4 separate regions of the Homo sapiens genome follow, and all the other regions are linked to region 4. The links are chromatin contacts, found by Hi-C or POLR2A ChIA-PET in ENCODE. All regions are on one chromosome and are shown on one strand. Each heading gives the region's core, a stretch centred on a gene start or an enhancer-like site at or near the end of the contact. The rest is flanking DNA. Distances are from core to core; before and after follow the strand shown.

Region 1 (4,307 bases), core at 1,197-3,696, 160 kb after region 4:
GCCCAAGTGGAATGCGCCACATTCAGTTGCCCTTTAGCCTCACGTCGGACACCCTGTTTCCAAACACGGCTGAGTCGGCTGGATTGGCTGTCTCTGTGCGACTGCTTCTTTGGGGGTATGTGTCACCGGGGCTGGTGCATGTATGTGTGAGTAGATGGTAACTCGGTACGTGACACCAGGCTATGTGGAACTCAACTGTGTAATTTTGTGTCCGTTTTCTTAGAAAGCGTTTCTTCTGTTGGTAATTAAGGCCATGGAATTCTAGAGAACTCCCCAGTGTTGGTTTTCGTTCCTGTCTCTGAAGCATAGTTAGTCTTTCCTTTCCCATCCTATGAGGGTTTCTCTGCTTGTCCTTCTCTCTTCTGGAGATCCCCTTTGCTGTTCACAGCAAGTGAGCTGTCCCTCAGTGGGGAGAGAGGCAGAAAAGGAAGACTTGGACCTATCCCTTGTCCCTTTGTGGCTGGGGTGTGAGCCAGGGTGGAGTCGGAGGTCTTGCTTCCATTTCTGCCACTGCTTAGCCTTGAGACTTCCCCCATGTCTCTGAACCTTGCAGGGCCACAGTTTCCCCTTCTGTCTTTTAGATCTGGGTCTCCTCATTTATGAAATGTGTTCCCAATCCTCATCCTGCACTGCCTGCTGGCTTGTGAGAGTAAATGAAAGGCAGTAATAGATACAAGTGCTTTGCGTTGTTCAGCAAACATTTATTGAACACTTACTAGTTACCAGGCAGGGTTCCGGGTGCTGGGCAAACAGCGGAAAGCGAATCAGCATCTGGAGGTGCTGTCGCTACATCCCGAGGCCTCTTGCATGGTGGGACCTGCCGCAGGCCAAGCACCCATCTCGAGTCTGCTGCTGGTTTGCTCTGTGACATTTGGCCACCTCCTCAGCTTGAACACAGTGTCCTTTTCCATTCAATGAGGAGGTTGCGCCAGTAGTTTTTAGCTCTAATGTCCTCTTTGTAATTTGTGGAATCACAACTTTTGTGGTATGGAAAGTAATTACTAAGACTGAATCTCTGAAGATGTTCAGCTAAAGCTGTAAACTGCATAGTCCCTTGATAGAGAGGAATTTTCTAGAAGGTTGTCTGTCAGATACCACTTACAAAGTATCACATACATCTCCAGCACCAGTGTGGCCTATGTATGAGTCTTTATTCCTGCCCTTTAATCCTTATAATTTTAAGAAAATGGAATTGTTTCCAAGTCTGTACAGAATGGTTTCCAAGTGGCTGAGTAGGTGAGGAGTGTTGTCTTGTGAAGTCATTAAAACATTGCTGTGGGTTTGCAGTCACTGCCATGGGTAATGTGTCATGAGAGAGGGTTATTGCCTCTAGCCAGAGCGCCTGCCTCCCCAAGCATAGCCAGGGGTCATGCTCTGCACCCACCTCTCTGATGGCCAAGTGGAAAGTTGGTGGGTAAAGAAATGGAGTGGGAGAGGGACAGGGAGGAAAAAAATAAAAAAGATGGACCTCTGTATGGTGGCCACTATTTGATGAGCGAAGGTCCCTTTTCTTGTTCTTTGTCACCTTTAATGTGGTCTGTAGCATTCTCTGAAGTCCCAGAGTGTGGCGCCAGGATGGAAGTCCCAGTGTGCAGACTGGAGGCATGCATGTTTAATCTGGCCCTCAGTATTCAACATTTAGAAATCAGGGACTCTCATAAAAATACAGATCCCTGGTCTCTTGGGTGGAGTCAGCATGTCAAGGACTGGGGGCGTCACCGGGAAGTGCTGTGAGTGGCGGCTGCCCCCCAGACACAGCCCTCAGAATGTGCAACTCTTGCTCTCACCGCTCAGAGAAATTTAGGGTATGAAGAAAGCTTTTCTGCAGCCACTTACCTTTGTTCTACAGAGGAAGAAACTGAGTCCCAGGCATATGAACATGTGATTTGCCAGAGTGATAGGACGAAGTTGAGGGGGCAGAACCGAGGCTGGGCGTCCTTTCTCCAAACTCTTGAAACTGTGCTCCTGGCCGGCACCCAGGGCCTCTCGGCTTCCAGCAGGTGGCAGTTGTGGTGCTGGTTTCCTGCCATTGCCTCTTTCTGGCATTCCTTTCCTCCCTCTCCTGTTCTTCTCTCCTCCTTTGCTTTTGCTTGAGCTTTCTCTCACTAGGTTTTTCCTCTTTCTCTCTCCTGTCTTTTATTCTTCCCTCTCCCCTTGCTGTTTTCTCAGATCTCCTGCCAACTGGGTGAGTGTCTAGGGCTACTTTCCTTCTAGACAGCTCTTCTGCACACTCTGCTCACCTTGCAGCTACTCAGGTCCCTGTTCTCCTGGGCTTAGAGCCCTCAAGCTCCAGCGTGCAGGCACGAGGCCCAGAAACCCTGTTGGAATGATCGCACTCCCTCTCTGGAGGTGGCCACCACTCAGAGCATTTAACTCCTCTGTGGAGGAGGAGGTCCCTTGATCCTAGATAGGCTGACTTCTTCTGAGAGTCCACATATCTGTATTTCTTCTTTTCTTTTTTTTTTTTGAGACTGAGTCTAGCTCTGTCATCAGGCTGGAATGCAGTGGCCTGATCTCGGCTCACTGCCCAACCTCTGCCTCCTGGGTTTAAGCGATTCTCCCGCCTCAGCCTCCCGAGTAGCTGGGATTACAGGCACGTGCTGCCACGCCCAGATAATTTTTGTATTTTTAGTAGAGACGGGGTTTCACCATGTTGGCCAAGATGGTCTCGATGTCCTGACCTTGTGATCCGCCCACCTTGGCCTCCCAAAGTGCTGTATTTTTATTGTTTTTAGAGGGAGTTTCACTCTGTCGCCCAGGCTGGAGTGCAGTGCTGCGATCTTGGCTCACTGCAACCTCCACCTCCCGGGTTCAAGCAGTTCTTCCTGCTTCAGCCTCCCAAGTAGCTGGGATTATAGGCGTCCACCATCACGCCCATCTAATTTTTTTTTTTTGTATTTTTAGTAGAAACGGAGTTTCACCATGTTGGCCAGGCTGGTTTTGAACTCCTGACCTCAAGTGATCTGCCCGCCTCGGCCTCCCAAAGTGCTGGGATTATAGGTGTGAGCCACTGCGCCCCGCTGAGATCTGTATTTACATGAGGTTCTCTGAGTGTTAAATGTTGGACACTAATTTAGAGCTATTGCCTTTGCTGTAAAATGTAAGCATTGCCTCAGGCACCTGGCAGGTTTTGTGAAGCTGGCATGTCACCTGAGAATCAGTGCAAATCCCTAGACGGAGGAGTCTCCTCCTAGCCGCTCTCTGCAGGTGAGGATCTAGCCCCAGTCAGGTGGAGAATGGACACAGCTGCTTCTGCAGCTCTGCACCTTCCAGGTGCCAAGCAGGCTCCAGCACACTTTCTTCACTCCCTGGTGGCCCTAACTGAAGCCCACATCCTGGGTAGGAGGGTCCATTCCAAATCTTACGCCTTGGGAAAAACCTAGGAAGGGTTATACCTCTGAAGAGGTAAAGAGTCCTTTTAGGTTATTTTACTTTCAAAGTGATGTCATAAGAATGGTAGGTATTGGATTGACATCTGCTGAGCAATTGAGGGGACATTTACCATCCCATGGGACTTTCCTCTATGCTGGATAAAGACCTAGGGTGATACTGAGGTGGGTTTGAAAAGACCTTGACACTAGATGGCTCCACCTGCCTCATGTTGCAGGCTGGGCATGTGTCTGTCCTGGACAGGCAGGGGATTCACAGACTAGTCCTGCCACCGGCTGCTGCTCTCTCCTTCCCTTGTTCCATCACTCTTCTCACACTTACTGTTGCCTGGCAAAGTAGTAAGGGCTGGGCTGAAGGTAAGGTGGATAATTCAAAGCCTTTTCTCTTGAGGGGCTCACAATTAGTAGGGAAGAGCCACAGAGAATACACTTCTAACATCGTAGTGAAGTCATTTATGTACTGAGAACTGTGGAAGCCAGAGAAGAGAGGTTAAGGGAGGCTTTGCAATAGAGAGTGACATTTGAATGATATTTTAAGATGGAGTTTGCTAGGCAGTGAAGGGCATTCTAGGGAGCTAAAACAGCTGGTCTAAAAACTCAGATTTGTGAAAAAAATGTGTTTGGAAAATGGTGAGAAGTTGGTATGCCTTAAGTGAAGGGAAATTGGAGAAAATAGCAGAGGCTGGGCTTGATAAGAAAGGCTGTTAGGGTGTTGAGTTAGCTGCTTTAACAGAGACCAAAGTAATTGGAACTGTAGCCTCAATAAGGTAGTTGTTTATTTCTTTTACTTTTAAAAGTTCAAGTGGAAGGAGGTCCAGGGTGTTTCAGGCAGCTGAGGTAGCTCTGGTCATTTCCTGGGCATTGCCTTTACTAATTTAGCTAAGCATGGCTCCAGCACCAGGCCAACTCTGCAACTGG
Region 2 (4,674 bases), core at 1,556-4,055, 250 kb after region 4:
GAGGAGGTGTCTGAACCTGACACCCTTCTAATGTGGAGGGCCCTTGAGGGAGCACCCTGTGTTGAGAGGAGGAGCTGTGCAACCACACTGCCTAGTGAAGCACAGGTGAAGTGCTCTCTTGTGCTGGCCTTGAACGCACTAGTGGGGAAAGGTCTTGATGCAGCTCAGCCAGGCCAGCTCCCTTCACCTGTTGGTGTCTGCCACAGAAGGAAGGACAAGAGGACAGAGGGTATAGGGACCAGCTTTGTTGGTGTCTGAAGACTACAAAGGGATTTCTGCATTTGCCCTTTGGACGTTTTAATAGCATTCTAAAAATCCCCCTCTCTCTAGAAGATACCCCAGGGGCACTTGAGAGAATTTCTGACCCTCTCTGCACAATGCTGTGAAATTGTTTATCTCTTAAATCACATACTTTTCAGATGAAACAGGGTAGGCAACTTGGTGTAGTGGGAAGAAGAGTCGACTTTTAATTTTGCAGAAACCAAAAATAAGTTGTGCAGAAACCAGAAAAAGATCTTGTGATGTGTGGTTCGAAATCTCTGTGATAGAAACCTCCCAGGTTCCTGCTGGCCAGATGTCTGATCACCGAGGAGCTCAGGGACCTCTACGGAGCTGCAGGGGCAGTCGAGAGCTCTGTTGAAGAAATGCTTAAGCAGAGAAAAAAATAAATACCAAGCCTCTGTGAAGCCCAGAACTAAGGCCTTTAAAAGTGTTATCTTGTACAACATATTACAGTTTAAAATCACTTTTGTATTTTTTAAAACAAGAAAGTTGCACTGTTGCATCTGAAACTGCTCTTGATTCCCCGACTCCTCACCTCCAGAGAAAACACTTGTTAAAGCCACATGAATCCCTAACATAGTACTTGTATTAATGATGACTCGTAGGGCAAACTATTTATGCAGCTTTTCCCACGTGAACTCATCATAGAACTTTTTTTCCCCCTGAAAATATCATGGGCAGAGTTACATAATGAAGAGACAGGAAAGTCTTTAGAGCATCTTCCATGCCCTGATATTTTAGTCTTTTAGGAAGAGATAAAGCATTGCTTCTTCCCTATCTGTTTAATGGAAAGGGAACTGTTTCTCATGCAGCTGACAGGCAAAGACACATCTTCCTCTCCCCTTTCCACCCCTCAAGCAAAAGGCAACAAAGTCATTAGAAGCTGGGCATTAAACAACTAAAATATACTGATATTCCTAGGGGATAGTCCAAGACACACCCTTAAGCTGGATGGACAATGGCTTTTATTTTCAATAGATTTGTTTTTACTTGGATTGAACAGGCTGGCCTGTGGGTGCCACTGTTGGGGTGTGTGTGTGTGTGTGTGTGTGTACTGGTTGAGGAGTTTATAGAACTTGCAAAGCAGATCCAAGTCATGTGACAGCAGCATCCCACTACATGCTTAAGTCAAGGAAAGAAAGGTCAGGGTCATAGGGTTTATTTTACACAAGTCGGCCACTTCCCAAGAGTGGCAAAAAGAACATGGAAGGCCCTCAGTGCATCCCAAAGGTGGAGTCCCTTTTCCAAGATTTTGAGATGCTTTTGTAAATTTACATTTATAGAAGTTATTTATGTGAGTTTTTAAAATAGCTTGGGTGTGTGGCATGGCCAGTGTTTCTCCGTTCTCAGAGGCTTCCTTGGAAGCAGCTGTATCTGGGTGTATATTGCACCCTCAATTTCCCCATAGCAACATGCCAAGTACGGTTGCATTTTCCAATGTCTCTGGGCTCATGTGAGGGTTCTTTTAAGGACTAGGTTCTATGATGGCCTTTAGAGAGAAGAAAGCTTCTGTTGTCCCCAGCACTTCCCAGGGATGCGGGAAGGAAAACGCCATTAGAAGGGAAGAAAATGCATGAGCAGGTGTGTACAAATTGTATTATGGGCGGCCAGACGGGCAGAGTTCCAATCATCCTGCAAATCCCTGTGGAACCTCTGGGCCCCACCGGAGTGTCCCAGCCTCTTCTGTGTCCCCTTCTCCTCACTGTGAAAGCACTGGGCCATGGGAAGCAGTGGGCTTCCTACGTATTTTCCCTGGGAGGCCCGAGCAGCAGCCACCCTGCTCTATATAGTGCAGTCTGAGGGGCATCCAGGGAGTAGGGGCCGTGTCAGGGCTCCCTCCTCACTGGCTGCAGCAGAAGGATCCCAACCACCCAGTTTTTCAGTCAGTCCCAGGCATCATGGGCCCCCGAGGAGCATGGGCACTCAGTGCCACTTACCAAGCATACCTACTCCAGGCAGAAGGCTCACCAGAGTCCAACTAGAGAGAGCAGGTGAGGTCTCACTCTGTAAGAGTGAAAGTAAGAGTGGTTCTCACTCTTGCAAAGTCCTCTGATGTGTCCACCTGTAGCTAGCTGAAGGATGTGTGCTTGCATGTGGTGTGTTTTAAGAACAAAACATCTGCACGACAGCTACGGGCAGTTCATCAACACAGGAGATCTTGAATAATAATCAAGGATTAATTAAGTTTAAAGCGTATCACATTTTGTACCAGTGTCAGAATCTGGGGGAGGAAGAACAATTAAAAAAGAATTAGGGGTTTTTATTGGTAAATCCAAATTCATTCCTAAATCAAATGATGAAAATATTTGTCGTTGTTAATACTCTAACCCATTTAATATGTGCCTGTCTCTTCAAAACACTAGGAAGCCCTCCACTCAGGTTGAGAGAAAGAATAAGAATTTAAATAGGGAATTAAAGCCTTAAATCCAAGAAACTCTATCCTTTGAGCTCCCAAATGAGCAGCATGGGATGAACACATAATACCATCTTCTGCAAAGAACTTTCTGTTTAGATAAAGAAGGGGGCTTTGGTGCGTGGCATGGGCTTGGTGACTTCACAGTGAGCCCTCACCCAACCCCCCTATTTCCTGCCAAGAAGGATGTTTTATGTTTCTCTCTCTCTCTCTTTTTTTTTTTTTTTTTTTTAGAACTTGCTCTCTTCCTGCACCCAGGGCTTTAGGAATCAGCCCGTTGCTTCTCTGTAGCAAGCATGAGGAGCCTCTGATGATCCCAGTCTTGGGTGACTCACTGTCTCTCTGTTGTGTCTCAAGGAAGGGAGGTGCAGCAGCATCCTGGCAGTCAGTGGTGACATGCGGAGAGCCCACGGGTCCAGGCGTCCTGGTGGTATTTTGGAAGGGCCAAATCTCTGGCTTTAGCACTTTGGAAACTTGTTGATCTTCCTTGGTCTTCTACGGCTATTCATTGCTTCTGGGGAATGGTGACTTGTGAATTTTTAGCAGCCTTTTCCTATCCCCAAAACCCATTTGTATAAGATGGGTTTGCTTCTGCTGATGCAACTACGTCTCTAAAATGTCCATCTTACACTCCCTATTGCAATTGAAGATCCAATATGTAAGAGGGTGGAGGAGGAAGTGAACATTTGTGACCTTTTGATTTGATATTCTGGCCATATGTTTAAATGGGGGTATGCTTCTGATTTTAAATCCAGCCTTCCCTTGTTTGATTTCTTTTAAATGTTATCTCTCTTTCAACTGTGTTGTCTTATTTCTATTTACTGCTTTCCCCCTCTCCTCCTTCCCAAATAACCCCTCATGCCTGTTATTTGGGATGCTCTTCCCAGGCTTTTTGTTATTTTTGTTTCTAGACCTTATTGCGGGAAGAGAATCGTGATTGTTTGGTTGCCTTCTCTTCATAGCTTACTCCATTTTTGTTTTGCTTGTGGCAGTTTCTTACTTATTGGAGTTCCTGAGCCATTATGTTCACTGATTGAGAAAGATTCATAAAGGCTATTTTTATGTGTTTTTTTTTTCCTTCCCTCCTGCTTTGCCTGGAGCTCCCCATGGCTGAGAGTTTTCTCCTGTGGCCGTGGTGCTGGCTGTCACGTCAGGTGCCATGGGAGCCTGCTTTGACACACAGACCCGAGTCAGACCTTAAAAATCAGGGCAAACCATCTTGCCTTGTTCCTCTAGTCACCATCACTTTTGTACTCTGGATTTGTCCTGCCTACCTTTAATCTGTGTCTCCAGCATTTATTTTTTTGTTTGTGTCATCGGGTTCCTGGTTTTCTTTTAAGACATAGTCAACTGTGTGGACCTGTAGGTTTGGGGCAGCAACCAATTCCATTGTTTTCCTTTTTGTCAAATCCAAGAGAAAATATACCATAAGGAGCTAGAAGATTCTAGTTCACAGCCTTTTGAATCTTCATGGCCTTTGAATCCTCATGGCCTCTGAAATCTGAATCAGTTTTCTCCCAGGAGGTCTCTGGGGGCTGAGCTGCTACAGGGGCAGAGGGTGGGGTGGGGTTGGGTGGGAGAATCATCCCGGCACTTCATCGTGCATGCTATTTCGGGCAGCATCTTTTTTTTTTATTTTATTATTATTTTTTTTCCTGATGCTTGAGTTATGAATGAGGATGACCTCTGCAATCATGATGTCTCCCATAGACTCTGTTCCTTGTTCCTTTGCCAGCTTTCTCATGCATGGTCCTAACACTTCCATGATTTAATCTGCTGCAGACCATAGTCTTCAGCCACCTCAGCAATAACTTGTTAGAACATTAAAAGGAAGTAAATTGAGAACAACTTGTTGCCATCCCATTTTCATTAGAAATCAGACATCTTAGAGATGTCAAGAAAGCAGCTAGCAGCTAGGGGGTATGGGGACCTGTCCTGCTCACACTGCTGTGTGTCAGACCAGACCTGATCCTGGAGCT
Region 3 (4,074 bases), core at 628-3,127, 220 kb after region 4:
TGGAGGACACAGAAATCATTGTTACTGTTTTCAGCCAGTGGGAGGTCAGGGTTGAAGCTCAGACAGAAACTGGGCCAGACTCGTTTCCCAGAGGTTTTTCTGGAGTGTGTGGCATTCTTCCACCGTTTTTGTGTGTCTCTCTTCCCATGTCTCTACCGCTGCACATCCAGCATTCTCTTCCTGGTCCTGCCATCCACTCCTGTTTGATCCTCTGACGTGGGGAAGTCACAAACTCATCAGCTCCCCAGAAGTGATGTCAGGGTTTTTGGCTATGTGACAGGGTGTCAAGGGCGGTATTTTGGGGGACCGACCTTCAGCCTTTGGGTGTCACTCCAGTTGCAGCTGTCTTTGGTGTTAGCCACGTGGCAGGCTGCCTTGGTTGGCACCACCGACTTTTGAAAATGGTTAATCACTGACCCCTTTCTGCTGCATCTGTTTCCCCCAACAGTGCTCTCCAGATCTTACAAAGTGCTTCCGGCACCCGCTCATCACCCCGTTCGGGTCATTGAGTCTTCTGAGAGGGGTCCTAATCTGTACCTTTATTTTTATTCCAAGGCGGCCACCACTCAAGCTCTTGGGGCCTCAGCAGTGAGATTGTAGCTTCTCTCTGCTTTACTCTTCCTTGCAGCTGCCACCGTCCATGCCCTCTGTGACCCGCTCACCCTTTCTGTAAAGCTCCTCGCTGTGTAGTCAAGGCCACCCATTGCTCAAGGTCCTGAACCCTCCTCTTCACTGTCCTGAACCTTCACTGTCACTGGGGACATGGCTCCTGCTCTCCCGCCCTTGGCCTTCTATGGCATTTAACTGCGTTGGTTCTTTCCTGCTTCTCAGTCTTGTGCTGCAGGGCCTGCCGGGGACCTTTGAAGATGGCCCCAACTCCATCCCCAGGTAGTCTGTGCCCTTGCTGAGCCCCAGGCATAGGAGTCACCCCATAGTCCTGTTTGTTTTGTTCATCCAGCTGGATGAACAATTTATTTTTTATTTTTTGTGGAGGCGGGATCTCCTTATATTGCCCAGGCTGATATTAAACTCTGAGGCTCAAACAGTCCTCCTGGCCTGGTGCAGTGTCTTATGCCTATAAATCCCAGCACTTTGGGAGGCCAAGACAGGTAGATCACTTGAGCACAGGAGTTTGAGACCAGCCTTGCCAACATGGCCAAACCATGTGTCTACAAAAAATACAAAAATTAGCCAGGTATGGTGGCCTGTGCCTGTAATCCCAGCTACTCGGGAGGCTGAGGTAGGAGGATCGCTTGAGCTCTGGAGGTGGAGATTGCCGTGCACCGAGATCATGTCACTGCACTCCACCTGGGCACCAGAGCGAGACTCTGTCTCAAAAAATAAAACAAAACAAAACAAAATTAGAAGCAAACTACAGCCACTGTTTATTTGAATCTCTCACATTTTTAAATTAAAAAATTCTCTCACCTTGACCTCCCAAAGTGCTGGGATTATAGGCATGAACCACCGTACCCAGCCTGTTTTATTTTTAAAGGGTCTTCATGGCAACAGCGTCTGTTTATGTCTTTGTGTTCCATGTCTAATGCCATTCTGTTCCTGTCCTGATAAGATTCATGCCTGAGTTACTGCCTTTCCTTGGAACTAGGAGGGTGTCCTGGTTAAAGTCTAACTGTCCCAGTCATGTGGCTGTTGCACTGTGCGGTGGTTTTCCTGGGCTTTGGCTCTGTTTCTTCTGTTCTCTTGCTATGATTTCCATGCCTGCCACAGGCAGGCAAATGGGGGATTCGCACAGGATCCCAAAGCACAGCCTTCCACCAGCGTGGAGAGTTCGCTTCTGGTTTTAAGGGGAAGAGGATGCTGTGGCTCACCTGGGCTTGCTGCTGTCTGGAATGCACCTTTGGGCAGAGCTTGCCTCCTCCTCGGTTACAGAGAGGGTGATTCCACTGGCCCCTTAGTCATGCTTTTTATCCTGAAATTGGTGAATGAGATGAGTCAGTTGCTAAGTGTAGGCGGCAGGCTGTTTGGAATCTCTAGTGGGTGTGTCAGTCAGTGCAAGAGTTCATTGGTAAAAAGGGGCTGAGACTCAAGTTACAGTCTTTTTTAAGTCTATGCTTTTAAAGCATAGTGAGGAGAGGGAGCAGGCAGTTAGAATGAGCTCTACCTTGCCTCATTTCTTGGGGGAATAAAGGAACTAGTTCTTTTAATACCTTATTTCCAAGGGCCTAAATTACTTGTTTGTGGTCTCTTTTTCTCATTGTAGTTTAATCCAGTGGCCATCTTCTAGCTGTTTTCTTGTTTTTATCCTTTTTTTTTGGTAGGGATGGTGTCTCACTATGTTGCCCAGGCTGGTCTTAAACTCCTGGCCTTCTCAAACTCCTGATTCTCCCACCTTGGGCTCCCAAAGTGTTGGGATTACAGACATAAGCTGCCACGCCCAACCTGTTTTCTTGTTTTTAGAAGTAAACATTAATCATATTTTGGCTAGAGAAATGGGAGGTTTTTTTCATTCTTATAATTCTCAAAGAAAAACCCAACCAGCTTGTTGCCTCAGTAAAATTAAAGAGAAAAAACTAGAGACACTACAATAACGTTTCTGTTTAAATTTTCATTTTATCTATAAATATTTTTAATGTAACTTTTTATTTTCAATTTTTTAAGTACATAGTAGGTATATATATTTATGGGGTACATGAGATACTTTGATAAAGGCATATGCTGCATAATAATCACATCAGGGTAAATAGGGTATCAGGCTGAGCAACGTGGCTCACACCTGTAATCCAGACACTTTGGGAGGCTGAGGTGGGAGGATTGCTTGAGGCCAGAAGTTTGAGACCAGCCTGGGTAGCATAGTGAGACCCTGTCTCTACAAAAAGTTAGACGCTGTAACTGAAGAAGAGGAAAACTTTGCCCAAACCTGCATTCCAAAAATTAGATAGGCATGGTGGTGCATGCCTGTGGTCCTAGCTACTCAGAAAGTGAAGTGGGAGGGTTGCTTGAGCCCAGGAGTTTGAGGCTATGGTGAGCTGTAATTGTGCCACTGCACTCCGGCCTAGGCGATAGAGTGAGACCTGTCTCAAAAAAAAAAAAAAAAAAGAAAAAGGAAAAAAAGGTGGAGGGTGGAGAAAGAAAGGGATATCATCACTTCAAGCATGTATCATTCCTTTGTGTTACAAACATTCCAATTATACTTGTAGGTATTTTTCAATGTGCAATAAATTATTGTTAATTGTAACCACCCTATTGTGCTATCAGATACTAGATCTTATTCTAAGTATATTTTTATACAATTTGCTGTGACTTCTTGCTTTTTCTTCTGGCAGAGAGTGTTCTTTAAAATTACTCTAAAGATTACATTTCTGGTATAGACCAGGGAAGTGTTTGTCCTTAGTGGGGCAAGAAGAGGCGAGGCAGCCCTTAGGTGCAGGGTTTGAGGTGTGACAGGTAGGACAAAGGACTTCATTGTTGAGCTCATTGCTCTACTTGTTTCTCTTTCCCTTCCTGTCTCCCAATTCCTGTTGGTTTCTGGCCGTTTGTGTGCTGGAAGCCTTCCGCATCCTTCAGGTGCTCTGGCAGTCCCTTGCCATGCCTGAGCCATCTTCATTATTATGCTGTGTGCTTGATTTGTTTGCATTGAAATGTGCGTACAAAATGCGGCTAAAGGCCGGGCGCAGTGGCTCACGCCTGTAATCCCAGCACTTTGGGAGGCTGAGGTGGGCAGATTACTTGAGGTCAGGAGTCCGATACTAGCCTGGCCTACATGGTGAAACGCCATTTCTACCAAAAATACAAAAATTAGCTGGGCGAGGTGGCGTGTGCCTGTAGTCCCAGCTACTTGGGAGGCTGAGGCAGGAGAATCACTAGAACCTAGGTAGCGGAGGTTGCAGTGAGCTGAGATCATGCCACTGCACTCCAGCCTGGGCGACAGATCGAGACTCCATATCAAAAACCAACAAAAAATGTGGCGAAGGCATGCAAAATATCAGCGCTTGTTGGAACTTGGCAGCCTGGATGCATGAAGGCAATGCAGACCAGGTAGTCAGGTAGTGAGCTGAGGAGCACTGATGAAGCAACTGCTGAGTGTTCAGTCTGAGAACTAGTTCTAGTAGAGAC
Region 4 (4,710 bases), core at 86-2,585:
TTTTTAAAGCTGTAACCTCTTAATTATAAAATAAAACACAAGTACAGAAAACTCCACAGAATACATAGTTTAATGAATTACTAAAGAGGGACACCCTTCTAATCACCACCCAAAGTCAGGAAATAGGACTTTGCCAGCCACACAAGCAGCCCCTCTGTGAGCCTGTCTCAATCACCACCCCTCCTGATCCCCAAAAGTTAACCACCCCCTGACTTTCGTAGTCATCACTTCCTTAGGTTTCTTCATGGTTTTCTCACTCGAGTGTGCTTTCCCAGAAACCACAGTTTAGTCTCTTAACCTATAGTGCTCCTAAGGAAGTCTCTCTTAATTCACAAGTTCACCTAAGAAGCATCTAAGAAGCCAGAAGGCAGAGCAAATCACATACAGGTGCAAATGAGGCATTTAAGAGTCGGGGGCAGGTCCTACATTCAAGGAACGCTGAGAGCGAACAGGTGATAAGAGCGCACAGGTGCCCACTTTCAGCACAATCATGACTCCCGCACCAGAAGCATGAGCATCACCTGGGACTTAATACAAAAGAAAAAGTTATCGGCCCTGCCCCAAATTTACGGAATCATACACTACGGCGGTAGGGCCTGGCCTTCTGTGTTACTACACGCCCTGGGGTGACTGGGATGCGCTCAAGTCTGCGAAATGCCAGCCAAATCAACCCCGAGATGTAACCGATGGCGCGCGCCACACTAAGCACTCCATAGGTGCTCCTCCTCGCCGCACTTCACAGACTCAATTATCACAGACTCAGGGGCGCTACGTAGTCACTCACCCCCCCCCCCCCCCCCCCCGCTCCCCAGGCAACTCGCGGCGGGCGAATCGGCGGCTTTCGCGGCCTCGCTACGTCCGTAGGCATCAGTCCGCGAGACCGGCTGGGAGCCTAGGAAGCGCTGCAGGGCGGTGAAGACGCGGTCCGCTCTGGGAAGTTAAGAGATGGCGTCCATAAAGCACATCTCCCAAGCCGAAACACACAAGCACTCTCTCTCCCCGCTGCACCCAGGTCCTAGAAGAGGCGTCCCGTGTGCCCTTAACTAACGCCCGGATAAAAACGGGCGGCTTTTTTAACACGAGCGCAAAGCAGGGGAGCGCAGGGGGTACGGGGTCCACTGGCAGAAGGAGAGAGGGCGGCCAGGCGCCACCACCCACCCGCCCCGGCAGGCCTGCGCGCTCTTCCGCGACCGCTTAGGCAGACACGAACTCAGACTCGTAGCTACTAAAACCGCCACTGCCACGCACCTGGTAGCTAAGTCAAGAAAAGAGTCCAGTCCACTTGGCTGCTCCCGCGGTTGCGCGCATCTCGGCCTCTGCCTCAGGACAGGTCCACAGGCCCAAGAATGGGGGAGAAAGCAGTGAAGCAAAGCGGAACGCGCGGAAGAAGCCGACCAGCCTTACGGAGGCGACGCCCCTCCAGGTTTGGATTCGTCCATACGGTTTCCACGGCAGCACACAGAACGCCGGAAGAAGCTCAGGAAGCCGACTGGCTGTGCAGTTTCCGTTCCTGTTGGCTGGGGCCCGGAAGTGAGAGACCACGAGGGCCCCTCCCTCCACCCAAAGGGCATCACGCCCTGCCTTTGGACGAGCCCACAGGCCAGAGACTGGGGCGGGAAGTGCTGGAGTAACAGTCATAGTGGTCGGCCCACCATCCCTCTATGTTTGGATTTGCTCATTCCATCTCCATGGCAGCACGCAGAACGCTGGAAAAACGCAAAGCGCTGATTGGTTAAGAGTCTCAGTTCCTATTGGCCAGAGTCCGAAGTGGGAGCCCGTGAGGGACTACTCTTCAATCTTAAGTGGGTGCTGAGGCTAGAGTGTGGAGAACTGAGACCTCGTCATTTCTTCTCTTCCCGTTCCCACTGTCCTTCTGTTTCCTTCCATTCTTTTCTTTCTGGCTTCTTCTGGGAGCTCAGGTAGACATGGTGGCATAGTCTGGATAACCAACGCCTCAGAAGCAGGGGCCCCGGGGTCCTCACCATTTAGAAAAGAGAAGGCTGTGAATTACCTTCCTTTTTGGAGATGGAGGAAACAGATGAGACACTCTGATCTCAAGTTGATTGTGTAAACTAAAAATAAAAGTTCCAAGCCCCCCTACCAACTGAGTGGATCCCTCCTCTGGGCCAAAGGCACGCCAAAGTTAACCTGAAGAACTAGCTCAGGCAATGATGGGAAGATGGGGTGGGACAGGCCTCATTATACCCTCCTCCCGTTGGAATACAGGCACAGCTGACCAGCGTTAACATTAAACAGAGACCTTAAGACTGACAAAACAGACTTTTTTGCAGCAATAAGATACCAACATGGCAGCAGGCCCCAAAAGACATTGAAGTATTTTATCCTGATATATATATACACACACATAGACAAACACACACACACATATACTCTTATGTATACATATATACTCATATACGTATATATATATATATTTTTTTTGAGACAGTCTCGCTGCATCACACAGACTAGAGGGCAGTGGCGCAATCTCGGCTCACTGCAACCTCCACCTCCTGGGTTCAAGTGATTCTCCTGCCTCAGCCTCCCAAGTAGCTGGGATTACAGGCGTGTGCCACCACACCAGCTAATTTTTGTATTTTTAGTAGAGACAGGGTTTCACTGTGTTGGCCAAGCTCATCTTGAACTCCTGACCTCAGGTGATCCACCCGCCTTGGCCTCCCAAAGTGCTGGGATTACAGGTGTGAGCCACCGTGCCTGGCCAAATATATTTATTTGACATATTTTGAAATGGCCTTGCAGAGCTATCTCTTCTGGGGGGAATCTACATTCTGTAAAGAATCCCCTTGTCTTTCCAGGTCTTTTCCCTGATGCTGGAGAGAATTAACTGAGAACCTGACACCTGTTTTAAGTCTGATAAGAAACATTTACAATCTATTCTCTCTGAAACCTGCTACATAGAGGCTTCATCTGCAGAACAAGAACCCTGGTCTCTGCAACCTCTTATCTCAACCCAGACACTGCCTTCTATTGGCTCCAGGTCTTTATATAATAACTCTTTTAACCAATTGCCAATTGTAGGGTATATGGATGTGCTTTGGTCAAGGAATAGGCCAAGGTGGACATCCGGGCCAGAGTGGCTCAGCGAGTTTAGGACACAGGCGCATATTCCACTTGTTATGTAACCCGTTTATGTAAGTTCATACTTGGATCTGAGCCACTATTGTCTGTAGAAGGTATAACTGCCCTGCTGACACTGTGCCCAGGTCTGAGTTCAGCACGACACGACCCGGTTCGTGCACTGGTGCCCAGAGTAATGCTACTAACCCCTCTAAGGGAGAGCGGTTGCCCTTAAGGTGGGCAGAGGGGAGCCGAGCCAGGAACCAGCTTGTGCCCAGAGGGAGAGTTAAGCTGCTGACCCTGACAGAGCTGGCTTTGCAGGCCAGGGTGTGCAGCTGCAGGCATGGGGGCAACAGGAGCCACAGAGCCAGAACAGACAGCCGAGATAAAGGTGGACAGTGTGAGAGAGCTAGTGTGATTAAGCTGCTGATGACACAGCCGCTGAATAAAACTACATTTCACTTGCCTACACGCCCCCAACCCTCCTTGTGTTCTTTCAGTTATTCGCCCATCCACCCACTCCCCTTGGACCTCAGCTGGGGGCTGGAACCTGACAATTGGCGTAGTCGTGGCATAACACCAATCACCTATTAAATCCACCCTATGATGTAGAAGCTCTTTCCAGCTTCGAGTTGTCCCACCTTTCCTGACCCAACCAATACCTTATGTCATGTATTGATTGATGTCTTATTTCTCCGTAAAACATGTAAAACCGAGCTGCAGCTCAGTCACCTTAGCTGTCAGGCCTCTGAGCCTAAGCTAAGCCATCATATCCCCTGTGACCTGCACGTATACATCCAGATGGCATGAAGCAACTGAAGATCCACAAAAGATGTGAAAATAGCCTTAACTGATGACATTCCACCATTGTGATTTGTTTCTGCCCCACCCTACCTGATCAATTTACTTTGTAATCTCCCCCACCCTTAAGAAGGTTCTTTGTAATTCTCCCCACCCTTGAAAATGTACTTTGTGAGATCCATCCTCTGCCCGCAAAACATTGTTCCTGACTCCACCGCCTATCCCAAAACCTATAAGAACTGACGATAATCCCACCACCCGCTGCTGACTCTCTTTTCAAACTCAGCCCACCTGCACCCAGGTGAAATAAACAGCCTTGTTGCTCACACGAAGCCTGTTTGGTGGTCTCTTCACACGGACACGTGAGACATTAGCCATATGTTCCTAGGGCCTCTTGAGACTGTGCCTCGAGCCATGGTCACTCAGATTTGGCTCAGAATAAATCTCTTTAAATATTTTACAGAGTTTAACTCTTTTTGTCAACCATCACTTACGGCTTTCAAAGCTCCACACTTGCAAGTTTCAACCACCAGATACACTGGAGCCTGTACTCCAGCCCGAGCAACAGCGCAAAATCCTGTCTGTAAAAAGGAAATTTAAAAAGAAATTTTATTTTTTGCTAACTTTACATGCATTGTTATTATTTAATGCCTCTTTGTATGAAGTAAAAAATAAATTTCTTTTCTGCAGCATTTAATGCAATGCTTTGCCTAAAGAAGGAAGTTTCTATGTGCTTGAATGAGAGATTCTTTTTTTTTGGAGACAGAGTTTAGCTCTTGTTGCGCAGGCTAGAGTGCTAACCTAGCTACACTCTAGAGACAGGGGTTTCTC

Evidence for each region. Hi-C counts contacts between places; a loop is a spot of excess contacts on that map. ChIA-PET counts read pairs that join two places held with the same protein, here RNA polymerase II (POLR2A). Pooled maps may share reads with other maps.
Region 1: a loop to region 4 is called in a pooled map, with 2.2 times the contacts of the local background. The contact joins the enhancer-like site here to the promoter of ULK4 in region 4. A Hi-C loop is called at or near these places in 7 of 168 maps with a recorded cell type or tissue (B cell, aorta, chondrocyte and 4 more), 2 of 37 single-sample maps with no recorded cell type and 10 of 50 pooled maps. POLR2A ChIA-PET finds 5 or more read pairs at or near these places in 5 of 52 experiments (OCI-LY7, PC-9, SK-N-SH and 2 more).
Region 2: a loop to region 4 is called in a map of naive thymus-derived CD4-positive, alpha-beta T cell, with 4 times the contacts of the local background. The contact joins the enhancer-like site here to the promoter of ULK4 in region 4. A Hi-C loop is called at or near these places in 1 of 168 maps with a recorded cell type or tissue (naive thymus-derived CD4-positive, alpha-beta T cell), 2 of 37 single-sample maps with no recorded cell type and 9 of 50 pooled maps. POLR2A ChIA-PET finds 5 or more read pairs at or near these places in 5 of 52 experiments (AG04449, Caco-2, HepG2 and 2 more).
Region 3: a loop to region 4 is called in a map of ascending aorta, with 2.1 times the contacts of the local background. The contact joins the enhancer-like site here to the promoter of ULK4 in region 4. A Hi-C loop is called at or near these places in 2 of 168 maps with a recorded cell type or tissue (ascending aorta and endothelial cell of umbilical vein) and 6 of 50 pooled maps. POLR2A ChIA-PET finds 5 or more read pairs at or near these places in 9 of 52 experiments (CD4-positive, alpha-beta T cell, Caco-2, GM10248 and 6 more).

The regions. Positions count from the first base shown.
Region 1 is chr3:42,115,370-42,119,676 of GRCh38, forward strand. All of the region lies in intron 1 of TRAK1 (trafficking kinesin protein 1), which reads left to right. Among named protein-coding and RNA genes, the nearest start is that of TRAK1, 26 kb to the left of the region's middle. RefSeq lists an enhancer at 3,743-3,832. Within about 2 kb of position 2,447, at least 19 of the 41 ENCODE cell types and tissues checked have a DNase peak (open chromatin) inside an H3K27ac peak, as active enhancers do; they include OCI-LY7, PC-9, dorsolateral prefrontal cortex and 1 more, where a contact is called at or near this core.
Region 2 is chr3:42,214,191-42,218,864 of GRCh38, forward strand. The region is part of intron 14 of TRAK1 (trafficking kinesin protein 1); the gene reads left to right. Among named protein-coding and RNA genes, the nearest start is that of CCK, 50 kb to the right of the region's middle. RefSeq lists an enhancer at 383-492. Within about 2 kb of position 2,806, at least 3 of the 41 ENCODE cell types and tissues checked have a DNase peak (open chromatin) inside an H3K27ac peak, as active enhancers do.
Region 3 is chr3:42,177,639-42,181,712 of GRCh38, forward strand. The region is part of intron 3 of TRAK1 (trafficking kinesin protein 1); the gene reads left to right. Among named protein-coding and RNA genes, the nearest start is that of CCK, 87 kb to the right of the region's middle. Within about 2 kb of position 1,878, at least 18 of the 41 ENCODE cell types and tissues checked have a DNase peak (open chromatin) inside an H3K27ac peak, as active enhancers do; they include ascending aorta and endothelial cell of umbilical vein, where a contact is called at or near this core.
Region 4 is chr3:41,960,768-41,965,477 of GRCh38, forward strand. It overlaps ULK4 (unc-51 like kinase 4), which reads right to left and starts at 1,336. Exons shown (of 37, transcript NM_017886.4): 1 at 1,249-1,336. RefSeq lists enhancers at 1,306-1,465, 1,616-1,665.